Regions from separate parts of the Homo sapiens genome. Here region 2 is linked to region 1. A link is a loop called in an ENCODE intact Hi-C map of the cell type or tissue named here. Cell type or tissue: endothelial cell of umbilical vein. All regions are shown on one strand. Each heading gives the region's core, and the rest is flanking DNA. Links, peaks and the distances in the headings are about the cores only. Region 1 overlaps EYS (eyes shut homolog). Region 2 overlaps EYS (eyes shut homolog).

What was found. Peaks named below come from ENCODE experiments on the same cell type or tissue, not always from the same donor. Only the 100,000 strongest peaks of a DNase experiment are listed, where the experiment ranks them.
Region 2: a loop joins it to region 1, with 16 times the contacts of the local background. A loop is called at or near these places in 5 of 110 quality-filtered maps.

What each region holds. Positions count from the first base shown.
Region 1 is chr6:64,271,182-64,287,991 of GRCh38, reverse strand. All of the region lies in intron 30 of EYS (eyes shut homolog), which reads left to right. Among named protein-coding and RNA genes, the nearest start is that of SCAT8, 470 kb to the right of the region's middle. In endothelial cell of umbilical vein, for the core only: no CTCF peak of the experiment used is centred there; a DNase peak (open chromatin) is centred at 7,211.
Region 2 is chr6:64,723,897-64,740,706 of GRCh38, reverse strand. The region is part of intron 22 of EYS (eyes shut homolog); the gene reads left to right. It also overlaps the pseudogene TMEM98P2. Among named protein-coding and RNA genes, the nearest start is that of ZC3H11C, 570 kb to the left of the region's middle. In endothelial cell of umbilical vein, for the core only: a CTCF peak has its summit at 7,680; a DNase peak (open chromatin) is centred at 7,696.

The DNA.
Region 1 (16,810 bases), core at 3,104-11,103:
GTTTTGTAATTCATCTCTCTCACTTAGGAACACATTAGTTCACTCATTCATACAATCACTCAAAAATTTGTATCAGAATTCCTGCTAAGTGTTTGGGGCTCAAGGCTGAGCTTCTCAGGCTTTGTTGTTGTCTCCATAGGGTTACTTCATATCAGCCATGGAGACTCCAAAAGTTCTCTACGAGCAAAGCCGTGATAATATGATAATCTTTCCGGTCTATTGTTAACCATGAGATGTATTTTGTCAAGATCTGGAGGACAGTGAAGATATATTGCTTCTTTTAAATAAAATGGTGTCACAACATGAACTCTAACAGAGGGTGGGATTTTGAAGAATTATACTCACTGCTGGTGGCCATACCGCCTCATTACATCTGAGAAGAACCCGTTCTTCCATGTTGCTCTATTGTTGACATTTGCAAAGGGTAGAACTTTTCAAGGCAATTTGTGTGTTAGATAGCCACTTGCTAGATATTATCATGAGTCTACTGAGATATGAATTGATTTCATTCACTGCATTGGTTAGCAAGAATATGTGGTATTCAATCCTTTTCAGTATACCATATGTATATTTTGTACTCATTTTTATATTAAATTTTTATAAAATTGTAGATAAAATCCCAAGCATTAAAAATAGCATCATTTTAATATTTTATAAAAACTTTATATGTGTGAAAATACAGAATCATAGAACATAAACATAATGGCTGTTTTCTGAATCATATGTGAATTATTTTGTGACTGATGCTGGAAAACAATTACATACTGTCTTTTTTGGCTGTTATTGGAGAGTAGCTAAAGGCAGTGACTTAATTAAGGCAAACCAGAGTGAAAAACATCTGGCTTTTTAAGGTTACTTTTCATGTACATAGTTTTAACTTCTAATGAACAATTGAGCTTTAGAACTAACCTGTTATTTCAGTTATCTTAAAAGGAAAATAAAGGTTGGAGTTTTTGTTTTTACATATAAATTATTCACATCTCACCAGGCATCCAACATTTCTAGATTCGGTACTGAAAACTTCAATTTTGTTAAGATTATTGTACCAGATATATTACTATTAAATAAAGTACAGAAAATTAAACAAAAGGTATATGCTACACATATATAAAAGAAGACTTCATTCACTAAAGACAAACTGATAGTTTGCTTGATTTAATCAAAGTCAAGCCTATATAAGTATGAAAATATTAACAATGTCAAATTAGATACATATTAAGGCTTATTCCCTAAAAAAGTAAAGTGATAATATTCAGAAATTTTAAGCTTTTCTTTTTCTTTTACACTTTTATATCTTAAGTCATAGAGCATGTTAAAGGAAATCTACCTTGACAGTGTGATGGACAAGATGATTTAAGTTTCTATTTTCCAATTCAAATGACTCCTATTCATACATAATACCTTTTTCTATTTTGAAGATTCTGCAATATCTGTGCAAAGCAGGGCAGCTAAAAGTGATCTTGTTTTAAGGATATCACTGCCTTTGGCACATTTAAATATTACTACATAAATATCTCTATTGGTTTACCTTTCTGATGTATAGTATATTTATATTTAACTAACTCTCAATTGACTCTGTAAGAAAGATTTAAAGTGCAGACAATTGATAGGAAATTAAAACCAGGTACCATTGTATTAATTGTGTCATACTGCCTATTGGTTAGAGGAATGTGTTAAAATCCCTCAGCATTTAAAGTTTAAACTCTTTCAACTTTATATTGGCCTCAGGATAAAACTCAGGTTCTTTGTCAAAGCCTGTAAGTTTCTTCTTGGTCATCCCTCACTACTCCAGGTCTTCATTTAGGGTAGTTGTAGAGGTAGGACATGTGAAATGCTGTCGGGGTTTCCTGGGTATATGAGCTATGAATCTGAATTTGAGAAAAGAAACTCACATATGCTTAAAACCCACTATATTGCCAGCACTATGCTAAATACTTTATTTCTTGCTAATATAACATATGTGGCATATCCTATTTGTCCATTTTACAGATGAGAAAGATGGACAGAAAAGGATTAGAAGCTGATATGGTTTGGCTCTGTGTCCCCACCCAAATCTCATCTTGAATTGTACTCCCATAATTCCCACATGTTGTGGAAAGGACCCAGTGGGAGATAATTTGAATCATGGGGCGGTTTCCCCCATACTGTTCTCATGGTAGTGAATAAGTCTCACGAGATCTGATGGGTTTATCAGGGGTTTCCACTTCTGCATCTTCCTCATTTTCTATTGTCACCACCATGTAATGGGCTTTCACCTCCCATTATGATTGTGAAGCCTCCCCAGCCATGTGGAAGTGTAAGTCCAATTAAACCTCTTTTTCTTCCCAGTATCAGGTATGTTTTTATTAATAGTGTGAAAATGGACTAATACAGTAAATTGGTACCAGTAGAGTAGGGTGCTGCTGAAAAGATACCCAAATGTGGAAGCAACTTTGGAGGGCTCAGAAGAACATAGGAAAATGTGGGAAAGTTTGGAACTTCCTAGACACTTGAATGGCTTTGACAAAAATACTGATAATGATATGGACAGTGAAATCAAGGCTGAGGTGGTCTCAGATGGAGATGAGGAACTTGTTGGGAACTGAAGCAAAGGTAACTCTTGTTATGTTTTATCAAAGAGACTGGCGGCATTTTGCCCCTGCCCTAGAGATTTGTGGAACTTTGAACTTGAGAGAGATGATTTAGGGTATCTGGTGGAAGAAATTTCTAAGTGGTAAAGCATTCAAGAGGTGATTTGGAAGAAATTTCTAAGTGGTAAAGCATTCAAGAGGTGATTTGGAAGAAATTTCTAAGTGATAAAGCATTCAAGAGGTGATTTTGGTGTTGTTAAAGGAATTCAGTTTTAAAAGGGAAGCAGAGCATAAAAGTTCACAAACTTTGCACCATGACAATGGGATAGAAAATAAAATCCCATTTTCAGAGGAGAAATTCAAGCTGGCTGCAGGTATTTGCATAAGTGACAAGGAGCTGAATGTTAATCTCCAAGACAATGGGGAAGGTATCTCCAGGACATGTCAGAGATCTTTGCAGCAGCCTCTCCCATCACAGGCCCAGAGGTCTAATAGGAAAAAATGGTTTTGTGGGCAGGTCCCAGGGTAGCCATGCTGTGTGCAGTCTAGGGACTTGTTGCCCTGCATCCCTTCTGCTTCAGCCATGGCTGAAAGAGGCCAACACAGAGCTTGGGCCATGGTTTCAGAGGGTGCAAGCCTCAAGTCTTGGCAGCTTCCAGGTTGTGTTGAGCATGCGGGTGCAGAAAAGTCAAGAATTGGGGTTTGGGAACCTCTGCCTAGATTTCAGAAGATGTATGGAAATGCCTGGATGCCCAGGCAGAAGTTTGCTGCAGAGGTGGGGCTCTCATCGAGAACCTCTGCTAGGGCAATGAAGAAGGGAAATGTGGGGTTGGAGCCCCCACACAGAGTCCCTACTGGGGCACAACCTAGTAGAGCTGTGGAAAGAGGGCCGTCATCCTCCAGACCCCAGAATGGTAGATCCACCTACCACAGCTTACAGCCACAGACATTCAACACCAGCCCATGAAAGCAACTGGGAGGGAGGCTGTACCTTGCAAAGCCACAAGGGCAGAGCTGCCCAAGACTGTGAACCCACCTCTTATATCAGCATGACCTGGATGTGAGACCTGGAGTCAAAGAGATCATTTGGGAGCTTTAAAATTTGACTGTCCTGCTGGACTTTGGACTTGCATAGGCCCTGTAACCCATTTGTTTTAGCCAATTTATCCTGTTTGGAATGGCTGTATTTACCCAGTACCTGTACCCCCATTGAACCTAGGAAGTAACTTACTTGCTTTTGATTTTACAGGCTCATAAGTGGAAGGGAATTGCCTTATCTCAGATGAGACTTTCGACTGTGGACTTTTGGGTTAATGTTGAAATGAGTTAACACTTTGGGGGACTGTTGGGAAGGCATGATTGGTTTTGAAATGTAAAGACATGATATTTGGAGGGGCCAGGGGTGGAATGATATGGTTTGGCTCTGTGTCCTCATCCAAATCTGATCTTGAATTGTACTCCCATCATTCCCACCTATTGTGGGAGGGACTTGGTGGGGATAATTTGAATCGTGGAGGCGGTTCCCCCCATGCTGTTCTTGTGGTAGTGAATAAGTCTCATGAGATCTGATGGGTTTATCAGGGGTTTCTGCTTGTGCATCTTCCTTATTTTCTCTTGCCACCACCATGTAAGAAGTGCCTTTCACTTCCCACCATGATTCTGAGGCCTCCCCAGCCATGTGGAACTGTAAATCCAATAAAACCTCCTTCTCTTCCCAGTCTCAGATATGTCTTTATCAGCAGCATGAAAACGGACTAATACAGAAGCATATCCAAAAGCATACCCCTGTTATAAGATAGAACTAGGATTTCCCTCCAGCTTGTGAGTTACTTCTAATAGACTAGAGATGAAAAGCGTGTGTTCACCTCTCACTAGGCATGTTTATCATTTATTTATTCAGTCAGTCATCTAATCATTTATTCTAGAATACTTCAGAGTACCCCATATGTGTTCAGTCATGTTCTAAGCTTTGAGAATACAGTGTGAACTAACTAAAATCTTTGCCATCACAGAGCTAATATGTTAGTATAGAAGACAGGCTACAAACTAATAAATTAATAATTATATAGTCTAACTTCTAGAGTTAAGGGATACATGAAAGGCAAAGTAAGGAATCAGAGCATATTGATTCTGACCTGCCTAATTAACTATGTTAGTTAGGCAGAACAAGAAAGGCATCTCTGAAGAAGTGGTGCTTTAAAAAAATATGAATCATATGAGGACTTGACCAGGACAATATTTGGGGGAATATTTCAGGCAAAGAAACCAGATAACATAAAAGTATTCACGTGAAAATGAAGATTGTATATTCCTGTAACACTATCACTGGAGCTGAAGTGGACATGGAAGATGTAGTAGAATATTAGATCAGAAAGCTTCCTAGGAAATTTATAGCCACATTAAAGATTTTAAATTTCAATTTCAGTATGACTGGGAAACAGAGTTTTGAGCAGTGACAAGACATGATGTAATATATATGTTAAATATATGTGATTCTGTCTGCCATCTGGTAAACTATAAGAGACAGAACTGAAGTTCAGGAAATAGTTTTCATAAACATGAAACAATGAGAATTCATCAGATTCATAGTATCTTTTGAATGCAGAAGCAATAGACTTTCAGAGGATTGAATGCTAGTGGAGTAAGTTGAAAGAACATTTTCTCTCAGTAGTTCAGGCATAAGATAGCAGTGTCTTGACCTAGGGTGCTATTCCAGTTATTATGGTTTACCAAAAAATTGCCCTAAAATGGGACTGGTGTGAAACAATAATTATGCTTAAGAAATCTGTGGATCAGAAATTCCAAGAGGACACAAGAATAGCTTGTTTCTCTCCCAGAATGTTTAGGAAAAACCTCAGCTGGAAGACTTAAAGCCTGGCAGCTGGAGTCATCTAAAGACACATTCACTGACATATCCAGAGATTGATTCTAAGTTGATTCTAAGTTGCTTTGTTAGATTAGAACTAATACCAATTCTGAGAATTAAATGATTGGATTATATTTCACTCCTGATAGGGCTTTGTTTTCACTTTCCTTCAAGTGTTGGACTTCTGTAAGAATACGCAAAAGGTTGACTCTAATTTGGAAGCATCAGACAAAGAAAAGAGAACTTATTGTAGAATTGTTGCATGGATATCTATGTTAGACCCTGTCCCAAAATCTTTGCAACTAAGAATGATTATTAGTTTATTATCCCCAGAATCAAGATATATAGTTGAACAAATCCAATCTCAAGTTGTCCTTCTACTGGCTAATTAAAATAAATTGATAAGCCAATTTATATGATGATTCCATGTTTTTATTTCATATTGCTTGCTGTTGCTTTTCAGAAGTGCTTGTTTGTGTGTCTGCCCAGACATCAGAATAGACACTTTCAGTTAGAGCCTCCACCATCACATATAATCACAGTCAATGCATTCTCTCACCACTCTGCCCTTTATGCAGTCAGTAAGTTACATCAATTTTATCTCCTAAAAATATCTCAAAAATTTCCCCTCTACTCCATATTCAAGGCCAGTGCCTTAGTTCAGGATTATTGCAAAAAACCCTCCAATCTTCTTACTTTCTATATTTGCTCCCCTGAATCTCTTCCTTCTTCTATTAATACATTGCTGCTAAAACAAGTCATTTACATTGAAAATCATGCCATATATGCACAATAATTAATATGAAAAATCCAGATGATTTTTATGGTGGTTCATTATGCCTTTTATGATGTGTGGACTAGAAATGACCAGACATTACCCTAATCTAAATAGAATTTCAATTCTTTGCTTAAAAGATTTTCAGCCATTGAAAGTCACCTGTGTTTGGTTTGAAAATGTCAAGTCAATGTTTATCAGTGCTTTAATAGTGAGGGATAATTGAGCTAAACTTGAACATAAATTTAAAAAATTCTGTCAGTCTTTACTATAAATACTTGCCTATCCTGATTTGGTCTTTAATTAAATTTACAGATTTGTTAGGTATTCATAATCCACATATAATAGTTTAAATGATGCAATTCATTTCGAAAGTATTTCTTTTACTATGCTTTTAAAACATATGAGAGTGCTGATTTTGACTTCCATACTTGACTCTCACCTTAGCACTACTCATTTCTCACAGTTTAATAAGATACAAGTGGTCACTCACTTTTGAGATTATTTTGAGCTGCTATATTTGAGATTTTTTTGAAAGATGCATTAAGTCATAGATAGAATTTACATAATTATACAAAACCCTTCTGATCAGAGATTAACTGACTATAACAATGGTAAAGCCAATTAAAGGATTGCAGTGTCCAGGCATTAAGTATATCAATTTTTGTTTATATTTTGAATATTAGGGCAGAATGCTTTAAATAATTCCATAGCAGAAACATACATTGTCCTTCATGAGCCCTTGACTGGAAAAGTTAATAAAAATATTCCTATCCACAACCATAGTTAGTTGCTGCAGAAAGACAGATACTTTTACCAACAAAGGAAACATTCATTTCCAAAAAACTGCATATAAATATTTTACATAGTTACCTAATTTTCTCAAAGTTTAAATTGATTATAAATAGTTTATGTGCTTTTTCTGCATCTGAAACCTGCAGAACTCCTTAATGAAATCTTGCTTAAGCCTTCATCAATAAACCAAACCTGATGCACAGTACAGCAGTGCCCCCTGGAGCTAGATGACTTTACCAATTGGCATTTTCTAGCTGTTTTATTTGATTAGAATTACAAAAGGAGTGATTAAAGTTCACAGGCTCCATTTCTTGCAATCTAGAGAATAATGCAATGATAACTAGAGATTCATATTCACAGGGTTTTATTTTACTTTAAATGCCTTTCCCTAGACCTATTTTATACGGTGTTGTACACAAATAGAACCATCTGTATAAATTTATGGTGGAGTTTTTCTTTAGCACGTGATTTAGATTTTTCTTCATTTGCAGTTATGAATGAAGTCACACATCTACAAGTTTGACTCAAACGGCCTTAAGCACATGTATAGTATTTGCATAGTCTAGAAATCATAAGAATAATAGAATTTTTGAGCTGGAAAATACCTCAGAGATCATCTACTAACATACTCTTTTCTTATCTAGGTGAGGTTAAGTCACCTGCCTGCAGTCACACAATCTTTTTCATGATGAAACCAAAGCAGTGTATTTGTTCACAGGATGATCGATAACTAAAAATGCAAATGCCAGGGTTACACTAGATAATACATTTATTTTTATCTATAATGACATATACATTCCTAATTTATTTACTTGATATTTTTATTTAAGAATACATGCTTACATTTCTACCAACAGTTATGTCATTTAGAATAACTGTAATTTATACGTGAGAGAGCAACAGTGTGATTTGTATAACTTCTAGACTAAAAACATGACATAATGGGCAACAATTGACAATCTTTTCTTTCTCTGCATACTGCCGTGTCCAGTGAATCATGCCCTAGTTTCTGGAGCACCAAAGAAATAAAGAACCAAAGCAAGGAAGGGATTAAATCCAGGCCAAGTCAGTCTTAATTATTTAATTTGATACAGTTGTTGAAACGTGAACTGTAATCTAAAATATGTGATTCTGCAGGCCTTGGTATAGGAGTACAAGCTGCTTAGATTGTAGAGAAATCAAGAATGAAGAGAAGAAAGAAAAGAGACAAAAGGACAAAAGAGAAAAAGGAACAACAGGCTGCTTCTCTGTGTGGTGGGAGACAGTAATTTGAATATACTACAGGACATAAATACTTCTCGTTAGTATTCCTCCGCCTAAGGATAAAATTTAGCTGGAAAAATAAACTATCCATTCCTCCAAGACCTGCGTGTTAATACAGTAATGCATATCTGGAAGTCAGATACTTCCAAGACGTAGGAAATGAAGCTGAGAGCCATGTCCCTGCTGTCTTTCCTAAGGCAACAGCCATCATTTTCACCTTACCCTTACAAGTGGATAGAAAGGTCTCTAGAGAGGTATGGGAAGTAGCTACAGTAAACAGGAATGTGGTCATGGCCTTTATTCCTCAACCCTGACTATAAATTTTCTGTTACAAAAAATAAAAATAAAAAAGGAGATCCATTTGTTTTGGCTTCAGGCTGATGTAAGCTTCATTCTTGTGTTAAAATGCTACCTGTCCCTTTGGGAATCCACAATGTATATATTACAAATATTCTTTTTGCTGAGTAAAAACAGCAGGCTTTTTCATAAAATCATCTCAAGTTATTAATGTTTCTTTTACTGTATTTATTTAAAGCAAAAGCTATTCAATGTATAAGAAATCATAAGTACTTTTTAATTTTTTATTCTACCAAAAGCAAAAACAAATATGAAGTTTTATGTGTAAGTTAACAGGAAAATTAAAAGGCAAACAAAAAGGGTTGGAAGATGGCAGCATGTTTTTGTAGTAGTGAAAATGTATTAGTAAAGATTTTGGTTGAGTTGGGAGGATTGCAAGAGCCCAGGAATTTGAGACCAACCTGGGCAACATAACAAGTCCTCACCTCTACAGAAAATGAAAAAAATTAGCCAGGCATGGTGGCATGTGCCTGTAGCAGGAGTCTAAGGCAGGAGATTTGCTGGAGCCCAGGAGTTCGAGGTTACAGTAAGCTATGATCATTTCACAGCACTCCAGCCTGAATGACAGAGCGAGACCCTATCTCAGAAAGAGAGGAGAGGGAGGAGAGACAGAGAGAAAGAGAGAAAGAGAGAGAGAGAGAGAGAGAGTTTTTGGCTGACCAAACTAGACTAATCCTTCTAACAATGTTAAAAACTGGGCATTATTTCTATGTTTTTAAGCAACCAGGGCATGACCTTTTGGTATCCCAAATTATCAAGAAAAATTTGAACTTTTAGGCAGTGAAATATTTTAGTAGTGTGTTTTTAGGGTTCCTAATTACAGTAAACAGTTTAATTTTTTCCTTGGATTGGACCCAAAGAAGTTTCTTATTAAAATAAGAATATCTCAAGAATTTACAACTCCAAAATTCTGTTACATGAAATAAAAAGGCAGAATGATCATTGTCATATATGTCAGACATTATAAAGTACATTTTTCTTAATAAGAATGAATAATTTCATTATTAAAAAGCTTCTAAAAATGTGATTAGAAAACATATTATTAATATATGATCTTGATATTTTATTCCAAAGATAATAAAGATGCTGCAAATGATATTCATTAATTAAAGGAACATTTAGCAGTTACATAAACTTTCTGCTTAATTCAGAAATGTTCTTTAAGATATCTTTGACAGGTGGTCATTCAGGTTCTGTTTAAAGACTTGAGATAGTGGAATTTACTATCTCATAAGGCATCCAATTACATTTTCAACTGCTGTAAGAGCTATAATGCTGAACTCTCCCACTACAGCTTCTTTGACATAGTATAATTACCTTCTACATGCCCCTCTTAAGATTTCTAAAAGATAATTAGGCCTTTACTAAATATTTTCAAGTCAAATTTCAATAGTTTCTATTTTAAATTATATGATTTCTGAATGTTTCATACTCTTTCTCTAGACTTGATATATTTCATCATTTAGTATTTAGTTTTAGCCCAGAACCAAACTTTTTCAAATGTGATCTTAAAAGTATGGATTAGACTAGATGCTATTTGCTCAGAATTTTAGCCTAGGATTGCATTAGAATTTTTGAGCCTATCCAAACACTTTGTTTCTCCATCCTCCTTGATTATTCAAATTTTTAGTTATTTACATCTGCATGTTGTTTCAGTTCCTTGAGATATATTTGATACTTCAATTCTACTTTATGGTGTACAAGATAAACTTTCCATTTTGCAACTCGTTCTCCTTGAAAGGTAAGAGTTGTATAATTATACTTTCTTTCTGGATTCTATGGACATTATCTTATCTGCCCAATGACTAGGGCCAGTCCTTTTACTTCTTTCTTCTTTCACTAAATGTAGAAAATAAAGTCTCCTGCGCTATGGATAGTTTTATAAATCTCAGTTCTTTCTGTGCTTTTATCTTACAGGTTTAGGTTTATCTTACAGGTTTAGGTAACATTAGCATGGGTGGCCTTGATAATGAGTACTTCTTTGTAAAGCCAAATTAATTTTCTCATTGGAATTATTTGAAACTGGGTTATCAGACTGTCTTTGGATACCACTATATGTTCATATATATAATGCTACAAATTTGTTGAGGATGATGTGTTCAATACACCTGTGGAAATTGCAACTGTGTTTCACAAAGCTATCTGTAAAAATCACATTATTTTTATTTGGGGGACAAGCATTAGGAGAGAGTTTGTGTTTTGTTCAATACGTGAATGATTTTAACAAGTTCTCAATGCTCTATCTGTGGACAAGATGAATTTGGAGAATTTCTATGTATTCTATGTATTAATAGGTGACAGCCATGGTCATAGAATGATTTCAAAAATGCTACCATAGAATATATTGTTTTGATTTACACAGATCCTGAGAAAAACTGCATCAATAAATTAGCTGTCATATATTTTCATGAGCACTAAATTTTTTGGCTTGATTTATATAACTTTTTGACATTTTGCAGAATATATTCCAAATTAATTCTATTTTGAGACTAGCTGATGTTAATCCACTCTTGTGACAATAATAGAAATGAACCTAGACTAATGAGGCCATGTCTAGGTTTTGACAATAAAATTACATTATCATAGAGGAGTGTATCTGACTTCCTATTTTCTATGGCAAGGAAGTATTATTTTTCATGAACCAATTTTATTTCAGTATTTCAGGACCTTGAATACTGCATATAATCACACATATGCTTTCACCATTACTGACTTTTTGAAAGCCTTGTTACATGTCTAGCATTACCGTCTTTCCTTTTATTGATATTAGAACAATAGTGTGGCTTGTTCAGTCTCTGAATATTCTACAATTTCCTGTTCAGTAAATTCTTCTTCCTCATGACTCCAATTTAAGTTCAGAGTAGCAGTATCCCTCATTGATTCTAGATTTGATAATTAGAATTATTACATGATTTAGATTAAGTGTTTATGCATAGATTAAATTTGAACTATGATGGAACTCATTGGAATTGATGGACAGAGATGAAGAAAATGTAAACAGATTTTCTAATTTTAACCCATTTATTTTGGAAGATAGCAAAGAGGAAGGATGACTTTTGAAGAATACAGTTGACTTATACCTAATTATAGAAGGTATCTTTCAAGGGTACAAAATTATATTGGTTGAGTGCTTAGTTATTTCTAGAAACTTAGCACTTAGCCAATAACAGATCTTCAGCCTAGTAATCAAACTGTCAATCTCGAAGTCAACACAAAACAAGTTCAAGGGGTATCTAAAGACCAAACCTTAAAATATTCAGAAGGAAAGAAAATACCTATATCCTGATTATCTCAGGGATGTATAGGCATTTTCAGGGCAATGCTGTATTAGAGAGATAAGAAGCTATAACAGTAGTGTGATTGGAATGTATCTCTTAAGGCAATAAGCTTTTTTTTTTTTTGAGATGGAGTCTCGCTCTGTCATCCAGGCTGAAGTGCAAAGGTGCGATCTCAGCTCACTGCTACCTCTGCCCCCTGGAGTCAAGCAATTCTCCTGCCTCAACCTCCCAAGTAGCTGGGACTATAGGTGCCCGCCACCACGCCCAGCTATTTTTTTATTTTATTTTATTTTTTTAGTAGACACAGGGTTTCACCGTGTTAGTCAGGATGGTCTCAATCTCTGACCTCGTGATCCGCCCGCCTCGGCCTCCCAAAGTGATGGGATTACAGGGGTGAGCCACCGCGCCTGGCCAGGTAATAAGGCACACAGATCACGAGTTCAGGAGATAGAGACCATCCTGGCTAACACGGTGAAACCATGTCTCTACTGAAAATACAAAAAATTAGCCGGGCGTGGTGGCAGGCGCACATAGTCCCAACTACTTGGGAAGCTGAGGCAGGAGAATGGCGTGAACCCGGATCACACCACTGCCTGGGTGACAGAGCGAGACTCCGTCTCAAGAAAAAAAAAAAAAGAAATAGAACATGATAAGTGTGCATTTGTAATTGGTTCTGATTCTATCAAAATACAGATAATCTAGAATAGAGGTTGAAAGTTTCTCCCAATTATATTATATATGTCTTTAAGTACAGACTTATGCATACTCCACCACCCAGCCATTTCAGATTAAATGCAAATAAGCACAATATTAAAAAGACAACCCTATCAGAACTTGAAAGACGGGTTAGCACCAATCGCAAACTTATTTCAAAGAATATATGCAGATTTAATTTGGACTAAACCAAAAGAGGACGCTTCCTGTTTACAGATATTTCTGCTTTTCCCCCAGAGCAATATAGATTTGAGTGAAATCAACAGAGAGTTGTGAAAAATCCCATTACCAGTCACCAATTTGGAGGGCTGAAGGTTGTAGGTGTGACCAGGTTGCCAGGTGCATGCTTTATGGGATGTTCTGGAAGATCAATAGCAGGCTAGAGATACAGAACTTGAAGAAAACAGCTGAAATCACGTTCAGAGCTCTTTGTGGCATTGTTGTTCCAGCTTCCAGCTGCCAGATAGTCGCCACTAGGCATTCAAACTTTTTTTTTTTCATTTATTCAGTCAACAAATAGGGATTGAACACTTACGATGGCCAGGCACTGTGCTTAGCTCCATGGATACAACAATGAACATGATCAGGCTGTCATTCTCAATGAGTCTAAGTTCGGTACTTGTAGACAACTCAAACATAACAAAGACACCGTACTAATGTCACAATATAAGTAGGAGTGACAGGGATTAAGGCTTTAAATAGAATGGTCAGCAAAGTTTTTCTTTAAACTGGAATTCTGGGCTGACATCTGACTGAAGAAAAGAAGGATAGTTACCCCACTCCAGGATGAAAGAAAAATTTGTACAAAATTCTTAATGTGATCATACTTGGCAAATTCGAAGGTCACTAAGATCAATGTAGCTGATTTGTAAAAAAAAAAAAAAAAAAAAAACGGCCAGGCGTGGTGGCTCGCGCCTGTAATCCCAGCACTGTGGGAGGCTGAGAGGCAGACAGCAGACAGATTGCTTGGGCCCAGGAGTTTGAGACCAGCCTGGGCAAAATGACGAAACCCGTCTCTACTAAACAGAAAAATTAGCCCGGCGTGGTGGCGCGGGCCTGTATTCCCACCTACTCCGGAAGCTGATGCAGAAGAATGGCTTGACCCAGGAGACACAGGTTGCAGTGAGCTGAGATCACACTACTGCACTCAGGCAGGTCAAGGGGAGTGAAACCCTGTCTATGAATGAATGAATAAATGAATGGAGGGAGTAGAGCAGATTAAGTAAGCAGGGCCATAGCGTATAGACCTGAAAGTGAATACCTGTGGACCGTCACTTAAAGGTTATACGCTGGGATCTGGGAAACAATTTCTTGATGCACATTTACTCTAAATCACTGGGTCATAAGCAGAAACGTGATCCGGAGGGATAAGTCTGGGAGCAAGAGTTAGTTGTGAGAACAGAAAGGAGTCTGGAGGCAGCCAGTACCTGAAATCCTACCAAATGGCAACAAGTGTCTACATACAAGGAAATACACTTAACCAAAAAGCCAGAAAGACTTGAAGGTTTAATAACTTAACATGCAAACATGGTTGTAGTTGGAAGGAAGAAAATAAAGTCACTTTGCCATGAGGAAAAGGGACTTCTCAAACTGCACAAAAATAGAAAGCATGCAAGTAGAGTTTCCAAGCTGCAAATAACCATGACCACAGCTCAGCCTACCCAGCTAGATTAAGAGGACTGGTAATGCACTGAAATATAATCTAGTATCTGTGAGACTATTAGTATTTAAGGAAAGAAATGAAAGGTGCCCATGAACAAGAGGAAGAAGGAGCTGTAAGGAAAGTATGTCCACTTAACTTAGGATAGTAGTCCTCAAAAGAATTATGAGCTTACAAAATTGATGAATTAAAAAAATACATGAGCCTATACAAACACTCCATAAAGGGAAAAACATAGAGACTATATAGTTAGTTAAAAAGAATTTTAGAAAAAAAGGTGGGGAAAAAAACACTGAGGACAGATTTATCCCAAGAAAGATTAGATTGCAGATGATTACTTTAACCAACAATGACGTTAAAGGAAAAATGGACTTTATGCAAAATAAAGAAGTCGATCAGAAAATAGAAATTAAACTTAAATTAAAACTTAACATGTGTGACCGTCTCAATAAATACTAAAGACATTCAATAAAATTTAACATCTAATCATGATACAAAGATTTAGCAAACTAGGAGCAGAAGGGACCTGATGTGCAAAAAGCAGAATAAAGAGACACATAGTAAGCAACTGAGAAATGTTAAGCTTTTTACCACTTCCATTCATCATGGTAATGAACTTTCTAGTTAGTGCAGTAAGATAAAATAAATTAATGGAAGTTTTGTAGATTTGCTTAGAAGAAAAACAAAATTCATAGATTACCCTCATAGAAAACCGAAAAGAAAATACAAAAACATTAAGGGAATGAATAAGATATTTTAGTCTGGTGAAAATCAATATGTGAAAACAAATTGCATTTCTACATATTAATACCAAAGTTTTAGAAAATATAATTTATAAATATGCAAGATACCTATAAATGAGTATAAAAATACAACATGTGTAAGATTATAAAACCTTATTGAAATATATTTAAAAGACTTAAATTGATATCTTGAATAAGGAGATTTATACTATTAAGCTGTTTATTCTACCCTACTTTACTTGTACATAATATTAATACACATATGATTACATATATATTTAATACAATTCCAGTCAAAATCCCTAAAGGAAGCACATCAGACTAACAGTGGATCTCTCTGCAGAAACCCTACAAGTCAGAAGAGAGTGGGGGCCAATATTCGACATTCTTAAAGAAAAGAATTTTCAACCCAGAATTACATATCCAGCCAAACTAAGCTTCATAAGTGAAGGAGAAATAAAATCCATTACAGACAAGCAAATGCTGAGAGATTTTGTCACCACCAGGCTGACTTACAAGAGCTCCTGAAGGAAGCACTAAATTTGGAAAGGAAAAACTAGTACCAGCCACTGCAAAAACATACCAAATTGTAAAGACCATCAACACTATGAAGAAACTACATCAACTAACAGGCAAAATAACCAGCTAGCATCATAATGACAGGACCAAATTCACACATAACAAAATAACCTTAAATGTAAACAGGCTAAATGCCCCAATTAAAAGACACAGACTGGCAAATTGTATAGAGTCAAGACCCATTGGTATGCTGTATTCAGGAGACCCACCTCATGTGCAAAGACACACGTAGGCTCAAAATCCCTATGGGTTTCTATATCTTTTGGAGAAGAAAAAACAAAACAAAGCAAAACAAAACTAGTAGAGTGAATTGCCTTCCTAGATAATAAAATATATTACAAAACTTAAAGTAATAGGGAATATATAGGCCAGGTGTGAGGGCCTATTATCCAGGCATGATGGCGCATGCCTGTAATCCCAGCTACTCGGGAGGCTGAGGCAGGAGAATCGCTTGAAACCAGGACACAGAGGTTGCAGTGAGCTGAGATCACGCCATTGCACTCCAGCGTGGGAGTTGCAGTGAGACTCTGTCTCAAAAAAATAAATAAATAAAATAAAATAAGAATAGGGAATATTTAGTATCAGCACAGGAATAGAAACAGAACAATGGAACAACAGACGGACATACATGATTTACAAAATGAGGTGGATAAAGTGTTTAGTTTAATGCAAAAAAAACCCACAAAATACAAAATTTGATCCCACCAAACAAAAATCAATTTCAATTGAATTAAGTTAGCAATTTAAAAAGGTAAAGTTTTAAAGTTTAGAGAATACATATGACACTCTTTCTCTGACTTCACAAAAAGAAAAGGAAACATTTAAATTTTCCAAAGAACATATAAGAGGCTCTCTCTATAACTTCATAATAAAAGAAACCCTAAATCTTTAACATAAATTTTTAAAATCAGTAAATTTAATTATGCTACAAATGAGAATGTCTGTTTCCCAAAAAAACCTTTTAAAGCATATTGAAAAACAAGCCACAATTGGTAGGACATATTTGTAACATACAAAAATGACAAATGATTATTTCCCAGATAATACAAAAATCAGATACAAATGTGTAGGACAACTCAATAGAAAAATTGGCTGTGTATGAAAAACACAAACTGAAGCCACAATAAAGCCTGTTAAATACTAGATGGGCAAAAATGTTGAAACTTAACAATAAGAAGTGTTGATAAGAATAAAGAGTAACAGTATCTTA
Region 2 (16,810 bases), core at 4,256-12,255, 450 kb before region 1:
TTCTTTCTGGACAGACTCTGGAATTTTAGCTGGATGTTCAAAGTTACTGTGCAATGACAGGCATGTATGATAATGTGTCTCACAGACATATGGGAAGTGACAACCAGAGTAGAGCCATCACCTTACTTTGTTCTGTGGTGTAGGTGCTCTATGGTCTCTCCTCTGCTTAATTATGCTAGAATATAGGTTTGCTTAGGTACCAAAGTAAACTAAAATAAAGATTAGCATTAAAAGTTATGGACACAGAAACTATTTTGCTCTGCTTCTATAGATCACCTGTTCTCCAAGGTGAATAGAATATATAAGCTTTTAATGAGTGTTTGAAATACAAGAAACTAATAATCATTTAACCATTATGTAGATTCCATGACCTAATACTGAAGTATAAAACAAAGATAATTCATTCTCATATTTTTTTTATAATTTGAAAATATAGTAGAAACAATAGAATAAAGTATTTCAAGATTTAGGAAATGTATTAGAACTGCTCATAACTGTATTTTATGTAAATTTATTGTGATTATGTAGATTGTGCTGGGGGTTCTGATGAGGAGGAGAAAGAATACTTTCTCTTCATACTTTAAATGCTTGAAGAAAGTTCCTAAGACTAGGAAAAGAAATCAGTAAGTTTTATTAGCAATTACCATTTAGTTACCTCTCCCTAGAAATACACCCCCCACCAGATTTTTGATTGGTTTGATTTTTTGCTAATGAGTTCTAAGAGTTTCTTATATTTTTTTATTATTAACACCTTAGCCTAATGTGTGTAACAACTATTAACATAAAATAAGAGTTTAAAAACATTATTTCCTATTCACTTATTTTCCTAATAATAGTATTGTTTATATTTCCCCTGCCCCTACAAAATGGATGAAGGAACCCTAATAGGGTTATTCTAGGACCCTAACATTTATGTAAATTACATTTTAGAATTTCTGAGAATTTGAAGGAATGTCGGTATTGTTTTAAGGTCCTTACAGAATTTTGTGGTAAATAGAAATTTTTTAATATTATTCAGGAAAGCAATCAAGGTTTTTATTCTAGGTGCTTCTGTTGTATAGAAAAGTAATGGTTCTGAATGGAATTACCTAGCAAAGAACAATAGGTACAACTGGGATATAGAGAAAATAAATTTGAATACTTTAGTACACATGCAATCTGTCTGATACGATTAGAGATTAAGATGCCTAAACAGATCTTTCTGGTAATAACATTTTGATACTAGCACCATAGAAATTATTTTATATGTGGTCATGATCATTATTGCTAAACTTTAGTCTTTAAAGAAAAACCTGCAGTTTAACTCATAAAAATAATTATCTTCCTTGGTTGGTATACACAGACAATTGTCCTTAGTTTTCACCTTTGTCTCTTGTTTAGATTTTAAACTACTATATTACAAGTTCCTCCAGTAAATGGCATCACAGCATGGTTTTAATTTCTTAATGTGAGTGAATAGTTTTAGTTTTCAAAAACAAAATAGTGATTATCATAAATTTACTGAGATGTGACTGAAATGATTGTTGCATGACTAACCCATCTACCTTGTATGATGAAAAAGAGTATTTGATTGTCTGAGGCTATAGAGGTCCAGCTCAGTAGAGTGAAAAAAAGGACACTCTTGTACAAACAGGAAGAAAAAAGTACTGTTAAATTACTGGACAGGCATGGTGGCTCACGCCTGTAATCCCAGCACTTTGGGAGACTGAAGCGGGCTGACCACCTAAGGTCAGGGGTTTGAGGCCAGCCTGGCCAACATGGTTAAAATTAAAAATACAAAAATTAGCGGGATGTGGTGGCAGGCATCTGTAATCCCAGCTACTTGGGAGCCTGAGGCAGGAGAATCTCTTGAACCTGGGAGGCGGAGGTTGCAGTGAGCCAAGATCGTGCCATTGCACTCCATCCTAGGCAACAAGGGCAAAATTACATCTTAAAAAAAATTACTAAAATTTGAGTCTTTTTCCTTTTTTGCATGGCCTTTCTCTCATCTTGTCATGATATTTTTAAAATTGCCACTATTGTTGTTTTAAATAAAGAAAAATTAAAATTTTCAAATATGAACATAGACTAAACTGTTCATTTTCTATTGTGCAATGCCATTTCCTATACAAATATAAGGGCCTTTAACTTGAAAGTAGCATCACCAAAATTCCACAACACATATTTTATCCTGCATTAGTCTGTTTTTCACTGCCATAAAGAGCTACCTGAGACTGAGTTACTTATAAAGAAAAGAGGTTTATTTGGCTCACAGTTCTGCACCTTGTACAAGCATGGCACCAACATCTGCTTGACTTCTGTTAAAGCTTTTGGAAGCTTTTACTTATGGAGCAAGGTGAAGGAAGAACAGACCTGTCACACAAGGAAAGAGGAAGCAAGAAATGTACCAGCCTCTTTTAAACAGTCAGACACACGCTAACTATTAGAGTGAGAACACATTCATTACTGTAGGGAGGGTATCAAGCCATTCATGAGGGATCCAGCCCCATCCAGCCCTTTCATGACCCAACAACTTCCCAGACCCCATCTGCAACATTGGAGATCACATTTCAATATGAGGTTTTGAGGGGACAAATATCTAAATTACATCAAATCCTTATCAGAATGGTGGAAATACTGCACAAACTAACACAATTGTTTTTATTTCATTCTCGATAGTACACATGCTACCAACCTCTATACCTTTAGCATAGTGATAAGCTAAAGAAAGACTATAAGGAAAAGGAACCATGGCTTTGAGCATCGATGGTTGGTTAATACAGAGGAGTAAAACAAATAAAGGATATGGAGAGTTTTTCATTCATGATAGAACATCATTGCATTATTTCCACAGTTAAAGCAAGTATTGCTCAAATGGAAACTGTGACCTCTTGAGAATGTCAGTGCTCCCTTTCCTTATCACAGTTACTCGATGGTTCATGCAACACTCTGACTTTGTAGTAGATCTGAGTCTTCCTGAACTCCTGCATGTTGTGGATCCACAAGAATTCTGTGTTCATAAGAAACTGGGCATGATGTCTACAAAGGAAGCAGCTCTGCTCACTGGCATGTTCCATTGTCCTATCAGACCTATCAGACCTCACTTGCAAAACATACATTCCAAGATAAAAATGTTAAAAATTTCAAGATGGTGACAGCAGAAAATGAAATTACACCAAATGCCAAGCTTGTGATGCCATCTTTGTGGCTGAATCAGCTTTAGGAAAAGAGAGGTGAAAGTTTCCAGATTTTGCTTCAGAGAAATGTTTTGCAATGATCATTGGATAATGAATTACCATTGTTTTTCTCTACCAGGTTAAAGCGTGGTTGCATTTGGTTTAAAATGGACCGTTATATAACATCATAAATTATATTTTACCCAATAAAACTTGGTCTTTTACTAAAGTAGAGCATACAGTTAAAAAAAGAAAACTGAATATTGAATTAGGAAAAGAAAAGAATACTGATATCAATGATATTTGATTAGGCTGTTTTGCTAAAGAAATGCATTTTATGATTTTTAAAGATGCACATCCAGAAACTTTTTATATCACAGTGGATTATTATAAGATTTCTATCACAAAAAATGATATTGGTCTTCATGCAGGTAGTAAGCTACAGACACATCTTTTATGTGCCTAGATTCAAAGGGATGAATAAAAAATAGTACATTACATTGTTTCTTCACAATTTGGGTGACACACAATTTGAAAGGCAAACTATACTAATATAAAATGAAAATACACAATGAAACATCATAAGGTAATATAAAATGATAAATTGTATTCTTCTGTTTCCTAGAAAAGGACACGTCCCTCACATTTTTATACAATTTTTCTTTGTAGGAATTATTGTGAATTTTTATTTTATGTTTCTTTGTGTGATTACCTTATTCTCTGTCTTCTTCAATAGTAAGCTTCCCTTATCTGATTTTGCTCACTCGTGTATAGTCCAGCCTTGACTCAGTGTCTGACACAGTGGTGAGAACTGGCATATGCACTTAATAAACACTGCTAATTCAAAAATATAGAAATACCTCAAGCAGGACTCATTTCGCAATAGAAATATAATGTTAAAAACAGGAAAATATTTGACTTACCAGGAAAGACTCTACAGAAAAGATAAAATAGTAACAATTACGAGAATGGGCCAAAGGGAGGAACAAGTTTGGGGAAGCTTTTGTAACCAATACTCTGTAATGATTCTAGCAAAAATACTTTAAAGTAGTTTTATTGTCACTGAGTCATAGAGTTAGTGCAATACCACTAAAAGAGTAAAGACTGTTTTAAGAAATTAACATTTCAGTTATTTCTTCAACCACTCTTTAGAGAATTTTATTTTGAATATATCTAAAATATTCTAGGAAGTCAGTAGTTTCCTCATTGTTCATTCAATACTCAAAAATAGAATTTTATTTTTAACTACATGATTTCTATTTATATGTAATGTATTTAAGTATCTCATTTTTATAAAAGGTAATATTCATAGAAGTTTCTTAAAACATGTAATGAAAAGGGAATGGAAAGAATAAATTCAAATCCAGTGTGGAATGTTTCAAAATTGTTAAAATTTAAATTGTTATATTTTCAGTGAATTTACTGTGAATTTTTATTAACCAGTAGTATATGCTATCAGAAGAAAACCTTTGTAATAATATAGAAAGGGCTTGAGAATTTCAGTAACTAATTTTCGAGCATACAACCAATTGCATATATTAGATTTAATTCATCTTTTATAGAACTTCAAGGACTAAGCTATCGGTTTGATTGTAACTGAAATATGTAACTCAAAAAAGCTCTATTTCAATTAATCTAATTATATGCTTATGTTTTCAGTCTCCCAGTGTGATCATAGTTCTTTATTTTGTCTTTATTTCCATCCTCCATGAAATAGGAATTTGTATCTATTGGTTATTATATTATACACATTAGTAAATTGCTACCTAACAACTTCATCAATAGCCAAACTACATTTATGTCAAAAAATAAATACTTTTGTCAGACACTATCCATCAATTGTAACAATTGTAAATATTTCTTTTTTGATATGTCCCTAATACCATTAAGGTTTCAATAATATATTATTCAAATGTGTACAATCATTTTCCTTTCAGTTTAAGAAAGTGAAATCAAACTCATATACTTTACTTGCTATGTAGTAGAAATACTTAAATAAGACAAAGTATAAGTTATACAATTTTTTTCAAATTTTGTGTTTTTTCTTCTCATGGATATATTATTATCTGAAAGGAGTATATTCATGCAATTTTCAGATCAGTTGTGTCACTATCCAAATTTAAATAAATAAGATAGTGCACAGGAGGCAGAAAAAAAGGTCAGAAAACTGGCCGGGCACGGTGGTTCACGCCTGTAATCCCAGCACTCTTGGAGGCCAAGGCAGGCTGATCACGAGGTCAGGAGATCGAGACCATCCTGGCTAACACGGTGAAACCCCGTCTCTACTAAAAATACGAAAAACTAGCCAGGCATGGTGGCAGGCGCCTGTAGTCTCAGCCACTCGGGAGGCTGAGGCAGGAGAATGGCGTGAACCCGGAAGATGGAGCTTGCAGTGAGCAGAGATTGCACCGCTGCACTACAGCCTGGGCGACAGAGCATGACTGGGTCTCAAAAAAAACAAAGTCAGAAAACTTAACCTATACTGTACCATAAAGTAAGTCATTTAGACTAGACACTTCAGTCTTATAATATAGTGCATATTATGTCTTAATCACCTCATTAACATATTTAGGTTTATATAAGCATACCTCTGTGCAACATATATTAGAGAGAAAGAACTAATAGAAAAATAATAGAATAATAAATATAGAATTCCTATTGTTCTGAAATCATAGTTAATGAGAATGTCACTATATACAAATACTCAAAAGATATATTAAAATTAAGAAAAATCATAGTGTTCTTGATTTTGTTCTTTATTTCTGAGAGGGCACAGTAATACCCCTTCCTGTCCGTGTGAACATTTTCTCCAATCTCTACTCTTCCCCATGTGGACACATGTGCGAGCATATACACACTTTCTAGTGTAGTTTTAGGTAGAATTTATTTTTTCCTTGAGAGAGAACTTAGAGAAAATGGAGCAGAATGGCCTCAACTTTTACAAAAAATTGTAAATGGCTAACAGAAATACTTAGAAATAGTCATAAACAACTTACAACAGATTGTCTACACAAACCCCAAAATTTTTTATAAGGAGATTGATTTAACTTATTCTGATTTCTATGCTCTTATAGCAATATTTTCAGTGGAAAAAATCACATCAAAACACTTGCAAACTAAAAGTTGTGCCTATTGCATATGCCAGATATCTAGTTTTTCTCTCCAAACACAAATTGCTAAGGAATACTTCAAAGCTTCAAACAAAACTTAAAAAAAAAATAAAAACATGCTAGAAATATTTTTTTCTATAGATAACTTACATGGATAATAAAAGGAATGTTTCTTAGAAGTAAAGGTTACAAAGTGCTTATTCGCTTTAGTCCTCAACAAAGCTTTTCTGAATTATATTATTTATTGAAAATAGAATTTCTCCATATGGCCAGCAGTAAATCTATTTTTTTGTTTGTTTCTACTTGTTTTTTTTTTTCCCTTAAAATATCTGCAATATGGGCAGAAGATTCGTGATTGGGTAAGCACCACAATATAATATTGTTACTAGGATTTGTCATCTAAGGGTTTCGTTTGTTTTATTGTTTTAAACGTAATTGAAGGTATCATATTTTGTGGTATTTAAAAAATACTTCTTCATTTCTTTAAAAAATAAATTAATATAGCTTGCTCCCACCGCCATGGGACTGGTCATCTACAGTTCAGAAAATTTAGCCTATGAGGAGGATATGAGTGAGACTAAGTCAGGAGCCACAGAGAAGCAAGAAGGCCACAGTGATTGTTGCCATAAGCGTGCTGGCTACCATCTTTCTGGCTTTGTTTGCAGTCTTGGTGGTGGTTTGAGTGCAGCGCTACTGCTGGCCAGGAGACCTGCTGCAGCGCTATGATTCTAAGCCCATTATGAGTCTCTTGGGTGCCATGGAGACCCAATCTGAGCTCTCTGAGTTAGAACTAGATGATGTCATCATCGCCCACTCTGGCATAGAGCCCATTCTGGAGAATGAAGACTGGATCTAGGATGCCTTGGGTCTCATGTCCCACTGCATTGTCATCTTGAAGATTTGTCACACTTTGAGAGAAAAACTTGTTGCCATGACAATGGGCTCAGAGGCTGAAAAGAAGACTTCAACCACTGTCAGCAGCATCATTGTGGTGGCCAAGTGGATCATCCCCAGAGTAGATGATGTTGTGAAATCAGTGTACCATCTGTTAAGCACCAAGCTCCTGGATGTGAGTATGACTGCCCTGCTCCTGTCAGTCATCAGGTGCTGGTAACCAGAAATGCCTGCCATCTGAACAGGGGCCCCAAAGCACTTGGAGGTGCTTTGAGAAGCAGCCTTGCCTTCTGAACCAGATAAAGACCTCCCAGGCCCTAAAGCCTACTTGCAGGAGCAGTTGGGAATTTATTGCCTGTAGGCCAGCAGCTAGTCATGAAAGCTAGCAAGAATGGCTTAGATGAGCCTTCCACTTTTTCCTGTAGAGTTAGTTGTTCTCCAGGGCTCAGGAATGTGTGCATAGCAAAGCAGGAGAGTCCTATCTGGTGATGCCATTGTTGCAATTACAAATTGTGGCTGGTGAGAGGCAGTCTAATACCACAATTAGGGGATATGCCATTCATCATTTGCACAACACAGCACTGAAACTGATAGATGGTCAGCTTTATTTAGATTACCTAGTGTTTTAGAGAAAATTGTGCTACCATATAAGAAATCTAGAGGTTTCACGTTATACATCAGAATTTCTGGCTTCTCCTGAACAATCAGATTTGGCAGTTGTGATTTGTGTTTTCAAACGAGAACAATCAGTTGGAGTTAAGTAGGGATTGCCTCTCTTGGCAAGACTGTACTCTTTTTTGCCTGTTTCATTTATTTGTATTATCTGCCTGATCCCTGAGGTATCTGAGCCTGTCCTGTTATTTAGAGGTTTGGGTTTGAAGCTGAGCACTATGAAGTTTATTATTTCCTTTTATCCTTATGCCTACAATTTTACTATACGCCACTAGGTATACAGTAAATTTATACTTACGATTCCCTCAAAAAATAAGAATTCAAAAATAAAAATAAATTAGTATAATTCATATGAATGTTGTTTTTTATCTCTTTTACTTTTTTTTAAATTTCTGCCATATCTAAGATGTTTATAAACAGACTATAGGGCAAACATTTGCAAAGGTGTATATGGAATGCAATTAATGAGCTAACAGGAATTTGGCAGTAGAAACACTAGTGTGTTAAAACATTTACAGTTTTCTCTGCAATCCAGTCCAGGAGGTAATAACATCTTTTTTTTTTTTTTAATACTTTAAGTTCTGGGATACATGTGCAGAACATGCAGGTTTGTTACATAGGTATACACGTGCCACGGTGGTTTGCTGCACCCAGCAACCCATCACCAACATTAGGTATTTCTCCTAATGCTATCCCTCCCCTTGCCCCCCAACCCCGACAGGCCCCAGTGTGTGATGTTCCTCTCCCTGTGTCCATGTGTTCTCATTGTTCAACTCCCACTTATGAGTGAGAACATGTGGTGTTTGGTTTTCTGTTCCTCTGTTAGTTTGCTGAGATTGATGGTTTCCACCTTCATCCATGTCACTACAAAGGACATGAACTCATCCTTTTTTATGGCTGCATAGTAATCCATGGTATATATGTGCCACATTTTCTTTATCCAGTCTAACATTGATGGGCATTTGATTTGGTTCCATATATTTGCTATTGTGAACAATGCTGCAATAAACATGTGTGTGCATGTGTCTCTTTAGTATAATGATTTATAATCCTTTGGGTATATGCGCAGTAATGGGATTGCTGGATCAAATGGTATTTCTGGTTCTAGATCCTTCAGGAATCGCCACACTGTCTTCCACAACATTTAAACTAATTTACATTCCCACCAACAGCGTAAAAGCATTCCTATTTCTCCACATCCTCTCCAGCATCTGTTGTTTCCTGACGTTTCAATGATCACCATTCTAACTGGTGTGACATGGTATCTCATTGTGGTTTTGATCTGCATTTCTCTAATAACCAGTGAAGATGAGCTTTTTTTCATATGTTTGTTGCCTGCATAAATTTCTTCTTTTGAGAAGTGTTTGTTCCTGTCCTTCGCCCACTTTTTGATAGCATTGTATTTTTCTTGTACATTTGTTTAAGTTCCTTGTAGATTCTGGATATTAGCCCTTTGTCAGATGGATTGCAAAAATGTTTTCCCATTCTGTAGGCTGCCCGTTCACTGTAATGATAGTTTTTTGTTTTTTGTTTTTTTGTTTGTTTGTTTTTGGTTTTGTTTTTTGCTGTGCAGAAGCTCTTAGTTTAATTAGATCCCATATGTCAACTGGGGCTTTTGTTGCAATTGCTTTTGGTGTTTTAGTCATGTAGTCTTTGCCCATGCCTATGTCCTGGATGGTATTGCCTAGGATTTCTTCTAGGGTTTTTATGGTTTTATGTATTACATTTAAGTATTTAATCTATCTTGAGTTAATTTTTGTATAAGGTATAAGGAAGGGGTCCAGTTTCATTATGCTTTATTTTTAAAGAGAAAGTAAATAGTTATCTTGTTCATGTAAAAGATGAGGTTATTTGATAAAATCTATGATTTTCTTTTCTCCAAGATGAAACTGTAGTTGCCCTATGTTAAAAACAGGAAAGCAGAAGTAAATGGATCCTAGACATTGAATTGCCTGCCCCAAATGAATCCTCGAATTTACGTTAAGATCACATTTTGGAATTAATCTTAACAAGACTAAGAGTTTGTAGTATTACTAATATAAATAACATCGAATTTTCAGACAGTTTGCTCTTGTCACCATCATCTTTGTTATTGATACACGCCGGGCATGGTGGCTCATGGCTGTAATCCCAACACTTTGGGAGGCCGAGGCAGGCTGATCACTAGGTCAAGAGATGGAGACCATCCTGGCCAACATGGAGAAAACTCGTCTCTACTAAAAATATAAAAATTAGCTGGGCATGGTGGTGCGTGCCTGTAGTCCTAGCTACTCGGAGGCTGAGGCAGGAGAATTGCTTGAACCTGGGAGGCTGAGGTTGCAGTGAGCCAAGATCGCGCCACTGCACTCCAGCCTGGCGAGAGAGCAGGATGCCCATCTCAAAAAAAATAAATAAGTAAAAGTAAAAGTTGTTTGTGCTCTTCTCCAAGATATTCAGTCATGCAATCTCCTTATCCCATGTTGGCAAATATAGGTCATCTAGCACAAGTGCCTTTGTTTGCTATCTATCTTGTCATTTCAACATATCTAGGTGATCACAGCTTCCTTATGTCTTTAGAACTTATCTGTAACATTACTCTTTTCTTCCTCCTGTCTCAGAGTAAGTTTGTTTCCTCTCTTTCACTTTGTGCAGAGTGTCATTCACAACTCAGCTGAGCCAAAGCTTTGTTTGAAATCAGTTAATAAGTCCCTCCCTTGCATTTTAGGGCTCTTGCTTCATTGATATTTCTCTTCTAATTGTAAATATATTTAGATCATTTATTCCTTTAAAGAAAAAAAGAAACAAAAATTTAACAAGGCTTCCATTTTCTAATACCCCTTCAAGCTTCACTCTTAGTTTTTCCTTCCTTTCACCAATAACATTCCTAAGATTTTTCTATATTTGTCATTTTCCTTTTATATTTTCTCACTGGATGCTTTACTTTTCAAAATCTTCTGTTATTAATGTCTTTACATGCATAACAAAACTAAACTTTCACCTGTACAACTATTTTACCAGTTAAACCAATAGTTTCACAATTAAGTAACTTTTAAAATTATTTCTTCTCCTTGTGTATTGATGAAATGCTTTTATTCCTTGGTGTATCAGTCGTTTGTATCCATAATAACATTGTGTAAAAAAAAAATCAAAACTCATTGGCATGTATTAGGTTGGTGCAAAAGTTATTGCGGTTTTTACCATTACTTTTACGGACAAAAAAACATGATTACTTTTATACCAAACTACTTACCAACCTGCTTGCCAATAAGCATCCATTTCTTACTCATCTATGGGTTGACATGAGTTCAGCTACTTTAGATTTGGCGCAATTAGGCTTGCTTTCTAGCTGTGAACTACATTCACTTGTTTCTCATCCTTCTTAAAACTGAAGATAGCTGAGACATATCCTTTTTATGAAAAAAAGATCAAAGTGCAGGAGACCAAGTCAAATCACACAAGCACATTTCAAATTCTACTCACATAATTTCCACTATCATCCCATTAGAAAAAGCAAGTCACATAGCCACGTTCAACATCAATTGGGTAGGGAATATATTCCTTTCACAGAAGGGGATAGAAAGTGAATACTTGTTAAGCAATAATATAATTTATCTCACTTGGGTTTCTTGATACAATACAGCCTTAGTAGTGATAAGGATAGGAGGCAGGGAAATTCTGGGCAGAAGAGGGCAGGTCTTTGGCAAGGGTCCCACCCTCAAACCTGGAACCGTGGCCCAATGTGAGAACATGTATTCCTGTTTTCCCACTCGAATGTTGCCTTTTCCAAAACCACCTATGGCCCACTCTTCCCCCAATCCTGTGCCCATAAAAACCCCAGGCTCCATCAGCAGAGAGCAGAGAAGAGAAGCAACTGGATATCCAAGAGAAGCAGCTTGACTTCAAAGAGACAACTTGACAACGTGGCTTCAGAGAGGAGTCTGGCCAAGGACTGCTGAACTCCAGGGGAGGATTGCCCTCCCACTCCATCTGCTTTCCAGCTCCCCTCCCCACAGAGAGCCATTTTCATCAGCAATAAAATCCTCCACATTCACCACCCTCCAATTCGTTAGTAAGACCTGATTTTTCCTGGACACTGAACAAGAGCTCAGGAGCCATGGGTGCAGACAGTGAAGACTGTCACACTGACTCTTTGCCCTTGCTGGTGGAGAGCAACCACCACACGTGAAAAGGCAGGGGGCCCACTGAGCTGTTTAAGACTTAAGCTGTCCACAGATGGCAAAACTAAAAGAACACTGTAACATGGCTGGTCGCGGTGGCTCACACCTATAATCTCAGCACTCTGGGAGGTCAAGGTGGGCAGATCACGAGGTCAGGAGATAGAGACCATCCTGGATAATGCGGTGAAACCCCACCTCTACTAAAAATACAAAAAAATTAGTCAGGCATGGTGGCGGGCGCCTGTAGCCCCAGCTACTCAGGAGGCTAAGGCAGGAGAATGGGGTGAACCCGGGAGGCAGAGCTTGCAGTGAGCCGAGATTGTGCCACTGCACTCCAGCCTGGGCGACAGAGCAAGACTCCATCTCAAAAAAATAAAAAATAAATAAAAAGAGAAGAAACATTGAATTAGGTATTTAAAGCTATTAGTATTTATTAGTTTACATTTTTTTTTTACACAGGTTTAAAACAAAACAAAAAAACACTGTAACTCACATCCTCTGGGGCTTCAGGGGTCATGGGTACTCCTCACTAGACACTGCCACAGGGTCCGCACAAAGTTTTGCTCCTGCCAATGCCCAAAAGCACTTGCCCTGGCTCCTGCACCTGTTCACCTGCACTCCCCTCCTCAAGGGGTGGAATGCAGTGAGACTGAGCCAGGGGAGTCCACCCCTGCCGCCCCGAAGAAGCAGCCAGCTAGTTCCAGTGCCCATGCATTCCAGTTTCCACCCGTGAAGGGGTCAGGGAAATTTCCTGCTTCAGTAGTGGTTTCAATTGTATCTTCAGATAGAATTAGAAGTGATGATGTAGCTGACAGGAATCATGGTACCTAGGTAGGTTGTTTTGGACAAAGTACTTATTAGGCTACTTTGTAAAGAAACAACTTATTCCTCTGAGTTATTTTACAAAATCTATGTCATCACCTTTGGTTCAGTAACCATAAATGAAGTCCATACTATGTTCTAGGATTGGGTCACTGTCTAAACATTGTGTTATGAGATTGTGTGCTAAGATGTTGTTGGCTAAGATGATTAATTAATTAGGGTTTCTTTGTAAATATAAAAACAAGACTCACCTTTACTTTTCACTATTTAATTCAACTGATATTTTTATCTTCATTCACAAGAAATTCAAGGATTGTTTTTCCGGAAAATAATTATATAGTTTACTACTTGTAACACATTTAAAGAGAAAAAAGTAGCTTCAATAACATGTGTTCCCTGAGGAACTGGTAGGTGATATGGCTACCGTTTGATGATAGGTCAGTGCAGGAGAGTTGAGATTCATGAGTAAACTTGTAAACAGCTGGTAACCCATGGTTTATATGTATGCAAAGAAATAAAACAAACTAAAAGTCTAATAAATTTTTTAAGTACCAGAATTCCATGCTTTGTGCAAGTGAGAAAACTGAAGGAAATTGTATCTCTGAAAAAAAGCATAATTACGCAATGCAGAAATATGAGCATCGTCCCACCTCCAAGATAAAACTTTAAGAATTTAATATGTCTAATTCCTCAGTCTTATGAGTGGCTTCTTCTAAAGAGCGTATCGATAGCTTGATGAAAACAAGCTTCAAATTATTTATTTACATTTGTTGGCAATTAAAAATTATATGTACAAAACATTACACTTATATTTTTGTATCCATATTCCTCTGGAGAGAATTTCAGTAACATCAGTATGCCACCCATCACTTTGCTCACCATTCGGTGACAGGATTCCTTGCATTTGCTAAAAAGTAAGATTACTGTAGTGCAAATTACACATGCATGCTCAGTTGCAATTTTTCTCTGTGTGAGGTTCTTAAGTGCATGTTATTCATTGTTTATGAAATGTTTCATTTGTAAGTCTGTTTTGAAAGCCTGAAATGGAACATTATGTTTCTATGGAGCCCTGTCTTATAGATTTTGTTTTCGTTCTACAGGAATTATATTTTAAATATTATATCTGCTTTCGGCTATGTTTTCTTGCACATCCTTCTATAAATCTTAATGTATTACTATCACTCATGTGAAACAATCATTAACTCCATTGAATAGGGTTATAGAATTGAATTCTACAAAAAGACTTTTCTGGTTGAATTAGTCAGGGATAAATTCTTCTATTTATCATAGAATAAAAGTGTTCTTTACAAGAGCATTTCCAACTGAATCTCTTCTTTTTCTATCTGAACATTTTGGTAGAAATATACCATGACAGAACTTTAAACAATATAGTTTTATAATATCTATCTATAGTTAGCTACTAAGTCATGAGCCATATTTATTTAAATAAGATACATAGATCATGTTTGCATATTTAAAAGATTAGAGAATTTTACTTGATTCAATAAATATTTATAAACTCCAGTGCTAGGCAATGTGTGAAATATTGAGATTCAAGTATGAATTAGATATTCTTTGCCCTCCAGAATCTCATTTACATGCAGGCATGTAAATTGTTAAAAGACATTCATCACACATCATAACATCCAAATAATTAGAATTTCTAGAAAAAGAGGTGATGTGGGGGAAAGAGTGTATAGAGCAAGGCTCATAAAAGAAGAGTGAGATTTGAATTGGGCCCTCGAGGGTTGGTTGAATTTTGTTTGGCAGAGAAGAAGATGAAAGACAACTTATAAAGAAGGAAAAGAATGAGGGAGACAAAAGTCTTGGATATTGTCAAGTCAACATACTTGGGAAGAATAGGGGTATTTTTGAACCTGTAACATTAAGTGTTCATTATAAATGGAACATGTTGAAACACTTTTGTTTACATTGCATAGTGATAAAGGTTTTGGGTTTAATTTGTAGGCATTAGAAGGCCACCTAAATGTATCAGCAATGTAGCTACATGATTAATTTTATGTTTTATGAGGAGAGCTCTCAGGAAATTGTAGGATGTAAAAACAGAAGAAGGAAAAAGCTTGATTAAACAGAAGAGGTTGATTAAACAGTTACTGAAGGTGAAATCAATAAGACATGGATATAAAATGAACGTTGAGGATGAAGTAGAATCAATGATGACTCCTGCTTCCTCTGTGCTGGAGGTCTTGGTGGATGGTGATGCTGTTTAGTTCTGAAATAAGACTTGGAGGAGTAAGTCAGAGGACACTTTGAAGTCAAAATGACAATGATTATTTTTATTTGCCTGAATAGATGAGTTAAATTTAATATTGTATTCATAATAGGGCTAGGGCATATGAATATTTTGACTCTTATTTTAGCAGTCCTTCATTTCTCTAGGAAGATAAACCAGTTGAGCTCATAATGCCTTAAATCATTGCTTCTCTGAGTCTGAGTAAATAAGTCAATAAGATATGATACTTTGGGGGATTAGCCCCTATTCTGATGGGTGGGAAGGGGTTGGGCTGGGAGAACACGATAGGAAAGTAACTCAAAACATGAAACCCTCTCCTCAATGAGTGGAATGAATGAATGAATCAAATGTCATTTGATTACCCATTTCTACTACAATAACTTTCTGCTTGGATATAAGGAATTGTAGGACTTACTGGACTTATTGTCAAGAACATCGTGGTCCAAAGGGAACTATTAATATCCTACATATTACAAGCAACATCTATATTAGAGAGGATCTTAAATGTAAGATTTTCCCATCTGTGACCAGAAATGGGTGGTTAGAGGGAAGAAGCATTCTGTGTTATCTCTTCTTTTACTTTCTTCTTTATTTATTAACCCTAATAAATATACACTTTTACATTTTTGGTGTATTTTGGAGTTTTTGTTTGATTTGTTTTTTCATTTTTGTTAAGTTTCTAGAGTTGAAATTCTTAGTCAGCTTATTTGGGTATACTAGAAAAGATTTTGAGATTAAGTTGTTCTTTCCATAATTTCTATAGCAAAATTTGAAGCCACCTTTTACAAATTATTTTTCTTAAAAGTGGTATATTACTTGTATTATTAGAATGTTACCTATTTGTTTTAATTTTGAAGTCATTATTGACTCACAAATGCTATTTTTTAACCTTTATTAAATGGTTTCATCCTTTCAGTGCATATCAGATGATGTATATAATAATACATAAAAATACTGAATTCATTTTGAAGTTATTCTGATACCTTTCTAAAGATTCTATAGTTTTCCCACTCAACATTAATGCTTTGTGTTAGCATGTGAAATTTCAAAATAAATCTGACTTCAGATGTAAACTATTCTTTATAGAAAAATAGGATTGTATGTTTTATGATGTTTGAGCAGCACATGGCTTTAGTGGTTTAAGGTGATAGCATATCAAACACATATTAGGCTAAGAGTCTGTGAAATATGAAGGCAGACATACTTCCATTTGCACCATGGACTTTTTGCTTAACATTAAAAATCTACATTAGTGATTTAACGTTGAAAGCTATCCAAAGCAGTTTCTTTTACAGCAATGTTCTGTCACCTGCTTGGCTAGCAGGCAAGGCAAAAGAAACTGTCAAAACTGCACATGCTTTGAGAGGCTGGCAGGCAAAAGAAATATAACACAACACTGCAGATTGGGTTTTCTGTAAGTGGCTCAGCCTGAATGGGTTAGAGAACTAGTGTATAACCGACTTTACCTACAATCGCTTAAATCAGCTCCTCAAGTTTACTATCAAATCAGCACTAAATATGTTCTCACTATAGCAGTTTCCTTGTATTAAATGTTAAAACAACAAAAAAAAAAACAACAATGATTATAACATTATGAGACATTAAGAGTCTCAAACAAATCCTCTGTGATTGATGTGTTAGCAGATGGAGGCTGATAGAAGTGGGACCACCAGGAGGTTATGGTTAAGGAGAGTGTCAAGTAGTGGAACAGGGCTGTATCTGATGATAAGCACAGATCCAAGACTG